Regions from separate parts of the Mus musculus genome. Here region 2 is linked to region 1. The links are chromatin loops, found by intact Hi-C in ENCODE. Cell type or tissue: heart. All regions are shown on one strand. Each heading gives the region's core, and the rest is flanking DNA. Links, peaks and the distances in the headings are about the cores only. Region 1 overlaps Prkch (protein kinase C, eta). Region 2 overlaps Hif1a (hypoxia inducible factor 1, alpha subunit).

Region 1 (2,927 bases), core at 218-2,717:
CCTATAGGGACGGTTCTGTTAAACTAGACCCTGAATACAGCAGCTGACTCTCTGTGAAGATAAACTTCTCACACATTGCTTACCTCTTTTCTCAAGAGCAGGATCAGGGGTATTGGGGCCTGGTTGGTTCAGATACTTATGTGGTCTGAACTTAGTTGGGTGTGGCTTTGCTTAGCAAACCCTTGGTGAGATCACTCTGAGGAACGTTGCTTCCTTGGCTAGAGATTCACTAGGAATTTGCTTGCAAATCAGTTCTGTGTTGGATCTATGGCAGATGTTTCATGCCTGAGTCATTCTGCTCTGCAGTTCTCCCCTTCTGGAAAACTGGGTCAATGTCTCTGGTTCCCATCTCCCCGGCCTCCCTTTCTCCTCGCCATCTTTTATGAGCCAACTTGCGAACTCCCCAGATAATCTCTCATTTGAGCCCGGAGTTTTGTAGTCTTACCTCACCTGTTTTAGGCTGCATTTCCATATTTGCATTTTTCCTCTGTGTTCAATCAGAAGAATCTCTTTGAAGAAAGGTGAGAGTCAAACTCAGTAGCCCTGTTAATTAACACTTTCTCTTCCAATGGCATCATTCTTTCCACTGAGAAGCAGTTTCGTTCCTTCTTCACTTGCTACACAGCAAGGATGGCCACCTGTTGCCATCTGTCATTCAGAAAGGACCAGACACAGAGGTGCTCAGAGTGTGAGTAACTTCCATGGGAAATTTTGGCTCTGAGCTCTCCCCAGAACTTTTTAGTCATAAGCCTGACTCCCTTCTTGCCCGACTTTGCTCATTCAGAGACTACTCCTCCATTGTCACCAGACAGTGACCAACGTTCCGTATTCTTTTTCCAAAAATGTATGGAGAACTCACGGTTTCCAGCTAAGTGGACTTACCTGACATACTGCCTCTACTCAGTCTCCCCTTTCCCACAAGAAAACACTTGGCCTTTTCACTTCCCCTGAGCAACCCTTAGAGACCACTTTGTGTTCAGTAACCATCGTCTCATAGCCAAGGACAGACGTAAGGTTGAACAAAACCAATAATATTCCCTGGTGGAGGACACAGTACAGTGATGGAGGCAGTTGTCAATCAAGTCTGTCCAATGCCGGGATGCAGGGAAATGCAGTGTCCTGGTTGAGAATTTCCCCAGGGCGAAGGGTCTGGCTAGGGAGAGATGGAAGATCTTCTTAGGAAGTAACTCTTAGGCTCACGTCACTAGTGAGGAAGAAGAAAAGTATCTTTTAGGCTGAAAGAACAGCAACTGTAGATGCCCAGTATCAGGAAGAGTGGTGAGTTCTAAGGCTTTTAAGGGATGTGTAGTTGGAACCAGTGAGGCATATTTTCTCACAGTTAGCACTCCATTATCCCAGAGTCATCTGATGACTTTAAAATTTTATTAGACGTACCTCATAAATAGTTTATTTAAGAGTTAGGTAAGCTGGTCATGTTGCCAATCCCTGGAGGAACCAACCAGTCACTGTGTGTTTCTTGCATCCAGGACACCCAACAATAGGATTTTTACACCCCAAAGATTACCTAAGGCCAGCTTTGTTTTTACAGGTGAGGAAACTCAGGTCTCAAACATGCAACCAGCAAATTGCTTCACACAGCAGAGGCTCTGTCAGGATGGGTTGTCTGCAGTTTGTAGTCCCATGTCCAGAAACTGAAAATAGGATTAATTTTTAACTTCCTGCTCATTGATGAGTTAATCAGGTGTTCTGAGGCATCCATTGGGGCTCCATTTCATCAAGGGAAAATCTAGTCACAGCAAGAGCAGGTCAGGAACACAGTGTGCCACGCACCGTGTGAGAAGGGTTAGCTCTGCAATGAGTGTGGTAGGGTCCTCTCCTTGGTGGCTTTGTCTGTAGGATGAGATAGACAATCCACAGACCACTAATAGCAGGTAGAGCCCAAAACTGGAGCATGCCCAGTATGTCAGTTCCATTTCATATTACACTCTCAAAATACCTCACAAAAAGAACTCAGAGAGGGGAAGAATTTGTCTAGTTCATGGTTAGCTTTTGACCGTCATGGTGGAGGAGGCACGATGGAATTCATGGCAGCTTCATCTGGGTGGTGGTAGCTTGCCCCATGGCTTGTTCATATTGTTCCAGGCAGATTAGGGAGCAGAGAGCTGTGGCCATCAATACTCACCTCTGGTGAGCCACTTTTATAAGCTAGGCCATTTTCCCAAAGGTCCCACAGTCCCTCAAGATAATGCTACCAGCTAGAGACCAAGTGGTCCATGCACTGGCATGTGTCTGTTGGGGGGCAGTTGCAATTGCCTTTACAGAATACCCAAGGTATCTTGAGAATACAGGGAATGCCATTCAACGTGAGACATTCAGGCAGACTTCATGGAGGAAGCGACATCTGAGGTGAGTGTGGACCGTTACAACTGAACAAGGATAAGGATAGCTTTGTGGCTGTGGAAAGGGACCACAAGAGAGCCAAGCAGAGAAGCAAAAAGATAGATGGTGACCAGATAGGTAGAAACTAACGTACAGGAATTGTGGTAGTACCAAAGCCTAAAGGTTGAGATACAGGGGAAGAGGGTCCCCTGGAGACAGCAGGAATGAAACTGTAAACGGCTTGAAATGTTTGGCTTCTGCATCTTTTAGGATTCGGCACCATTACCAGTCACAGGAAGCCTAAAAATGCCAATTACTTAAGCCATATAGAAACATGATTGTCTTGTAAAACTCAGGGTCAGCCCAGCTCGGCCCCAGAAGCTCCACAGACTCCTGTGGGACCCGGAGGTCTGAGTATCCAGTTCTGACACCTTCATGGCCATCTTAGTCTACAATACTAGCTAAGAGTCCTGGGACTGCTTTGACTTCAAATCCAGGTAGTCAGAAGGGCTGAAGGGCGCTGTTCCAAACTGGGTATGCTCCCTTCTTGAAGGTATACATAATGTATATCATGGGGTTTGCTGGAA
Region 2 (2,927 bases), core at 245-2,744, 190 kb after region 1:
CTCTGGGCTCTAGTCATAAGCATATGCTAATCATGCAAGAGAGACCAGGACCTAAGGGAATGTAGGTTTAGAACTGGTAGTAGCTTGCTTTTTTTTTTTCTTGTTCTGATGCTCACATTCTGAGTATTGTCTGCAGGAATTTAATAGCAATATGGTGCTTAGTACACTTTCTTATCTAGTGTTATTTAGTTGTCAGGATATTTTAACATGTTCCAGTCCACTCCAAAAGCACCTTGTGAAATCTAGAGATTGTCCCAACTTTCTGATGGTGTGCAGGCTCAAGGTTTAGATACTGTTCTTACATTCCAGTGTTTTGTATGCCAAGGATGGTATATAGGAGGCTAAGGCAGATTAGTCTCTTGACTTTTGTTGTTGTCAAGAATTTAAAACAGTTTATGATGTTGGTTGTATGATAATTTTTCCATTCATGAATATTACAGATTTAGGTTAAAAATGGATATCTAAAACACTCATGACATTTTTTTTTTAAAGTCTGTCTCCTCATTAAGAGAAAGTAACCTAAATATATCTGTGGAGTTGAAGTACCTTCCTACCAAGAAACTGATTTTAACTTACAAGAAAAAGGTTACTTTGTTTCAGTACCCCTCCCTTTGGGACTAGACAGCAATAGGTAGGTTTTACCTAGCCATTTCTTGCTTGTAGTATAGGTATTTATTGCATGTTTTCTGCTTGACTCTGAAGGATTTGAAAAAGAATTTAACAAGCCAAAGTGTCATTGCTCAGCATTTTTGGTAAAAGTATAGTGAGAATGTTTAATCATAAAATTTTAATTATAGCAATTTTGTTTCCATCTCTTGAAGTTTCAAGAATGAACTACTTGTTGTGTGTATTGAATTTGATATTAAAGTTCATGGTTTCTCCAATAAAAATTAAAAGACTCATCTGTTTGCCAAGCATAGTCTTTTAGACAAATGTAATATAAAGAATTCCAAATTGTAAAACAAAAATCAAAAGAGATTACTACATGACTTTATAGTGTTTAAAGTGATTGTGTTTGTCTTATTTAGTTGTTTAAAAAACTAACAACCTACTCTGTTCTAGCCATTTCTAGGTGTAAATTTTAGCTGTGGCAAATTTTGTCATGTAACCAACTTTTTCTTCTTGCAAAACAGAATCTATGGGCATTTTACAGCTCCCAGTTTCCCACTAGCTTTAGCTTGTGGTGCCACCATTCTGAATCTCTGAATCATAAACCTGAGTACTCTAGAGAGATACCTCATGTAACTAGAATCATGGCAGGTTTTGCCTTTGTGGAAGTCACCTCAGATGATTCATTTACAAACAGAACAAAATGTCAAAGAACAGTTTATAAGTAAAAGCTTTAAAAAAGAATGTTAAATACCTTTAAAGTAGGAGTGAAATTTTTCTAGTAACCTGGAAAGAGTTGGTCTCTTAAAATTTTCTCAGAAATATTTAGTGTCAACTAATATATGCCTGGTCTATTGAAGATAAAACCCCATTTAAGATAGTAATTAAAATGGTATCATTTTATAAAACAAAATCCCTTTTAGTTGTTCTGCCCAACTCTACTATCATTTATTAGTGTTTTCTTATTAAATTCTACTTGGTTGGAATACTAAATATAAAGATTATTTTAAGGTATCATTTTGAAATTTTATTTTCCTTGTTAATAGGAAAACGCTAGTGGTGGAACATAGCTTATGTTTAGAATCATCATAATTAGACAAAGTAAGTGTTCTTCAATGGTGCTGTTTTCACTGATGAATTACAAATGTTATGTATTTGCCCTTTTTTTCCCCCGGATAGTTTGTGAAGATAAGTTTGCCCAACTAAAAACACTGGTAAAAGTAAGCAGAGGTTAAGGGGAAACTTGGAGTCTCAAAGTAGTGTTTTGGTTCTTATGGGCCTTTTCTTATAAATTTAGATATCAAGCAAGTTTCTATAAAGAGATACCTCCTGTTTTCCATTCTAAAATTGGGTATGTGTTTCTATAGGCAAAGTCCTAAATAGACTGAGTTTGAAGAACATCTAATAGGGAATACTGATGCACATGAGCCCTAAGTATTCGAGTGAACAAATCAAACAACTGATGTACAATTGGATGAGCAAAGAGAATACAGAGGATTTTAAAGGATGCTTTTTTTTTCTTTTTTTTTTTTTTAAGTTTTCCTGTATCCCCTGGCTATTTTTTCATAAAAAACTGTTCTTATGCTTTGGAATTCTCATAGGTTTTTAATCTTAAATTTTAATTTCTGTCACCTTTTTGATACTTTTTCTATTTATTAGAATCAGACTAGAGGACATATTTTATTGATAAACATGGCTGTGTAATATGTGCAAGGCCTGGGAAGTCAGTTAGTATCCTTTAAGGTATGTTAAAAATGCCTCTCAGTCCTCTATGTTCAGAACCCTGAGGAAACATGAAGCATCTGGGTATTGCTGTGGAAGATCTGCTAGATAAACAAGTGGAAAGTATTCATCCTTGTTTCATTTTTATATTTCATATTCATTTATTGAATATGTGTGTTTCACCTGTCTCTCTCAAGTGGGGAACTGCATGTTCTCTGAAGTCTGACTGCCAAAGATTCCACTCTGTAACAATGGGTAAATTACTTCTCATGTTTGTTTCTTGTGTTATGTGCATTAAATATATGTATCCTTATGAAAATATGATACATATCAAATAAAATATTGATGATAGCTGTTAACTGTGAAGGCATTTTGCTGATGGAATAACAGTGATTAAAATAGAAATACTGCTTTAAAAAGTTCACCTACTGGAAAGGTCATCCTTGGGACAACCATAGTGTTGCAAGCTTAGAATTTACAGGCTGCTATTGGGTTCTGTTTGCTGCCTTAAAGAAGGTAACCAATTTGGTTCTGCTATAGTAAACAAAGAACATTCCAGAATCTCTTTAAAAATTTGGATAAAACTTCAGATCCAG

What was found. Peaks named below come from ENCODE experiments on the same cell type or tissue, not always from the same donor. Only the 100,000 strongest peaks of a DNase experiment are listed, where the experiment ranks them.
Region 2: it touches region 1 in a loop (2.2-fold over the local background); 2 of 42 quality-filtered maps call a loop at or near these places.

The regions. Positions count from the first base shown.
Region 1 is chr12:73,725,767-73,728,693 of GRCm38, forward strand. All of the region lies in intron 10 of Prkch (protein kinase C, eta), which reads left to right. Among named protein-coding and RNA genes, the nearest start is that of Gm34189, 55 kb to the right of the region's middle. In heart, for the core only: no CTCF peak of the experiment used is centred there; no DNase peak of the experiment used is centred there.
Region 2 is chr12:73,910,969-73,913,895 of GRCm38, forward strand. The region is part of intron 1 of Hif1a (hypoxia inducible factor 1, alpha subunit); the gene reads left to right. Among named protein-coding and RNA genes, the nearest start is that of Hif1a, 4.6 kb to the left of the region's middle. In heart, for the core only: no CTCF peak of the experiment used is centred there; no DNase peak of the experiment used is centred there; H3K4me3 peaks cover 1,228 bases; H3K27ac peaks cover 347 bases.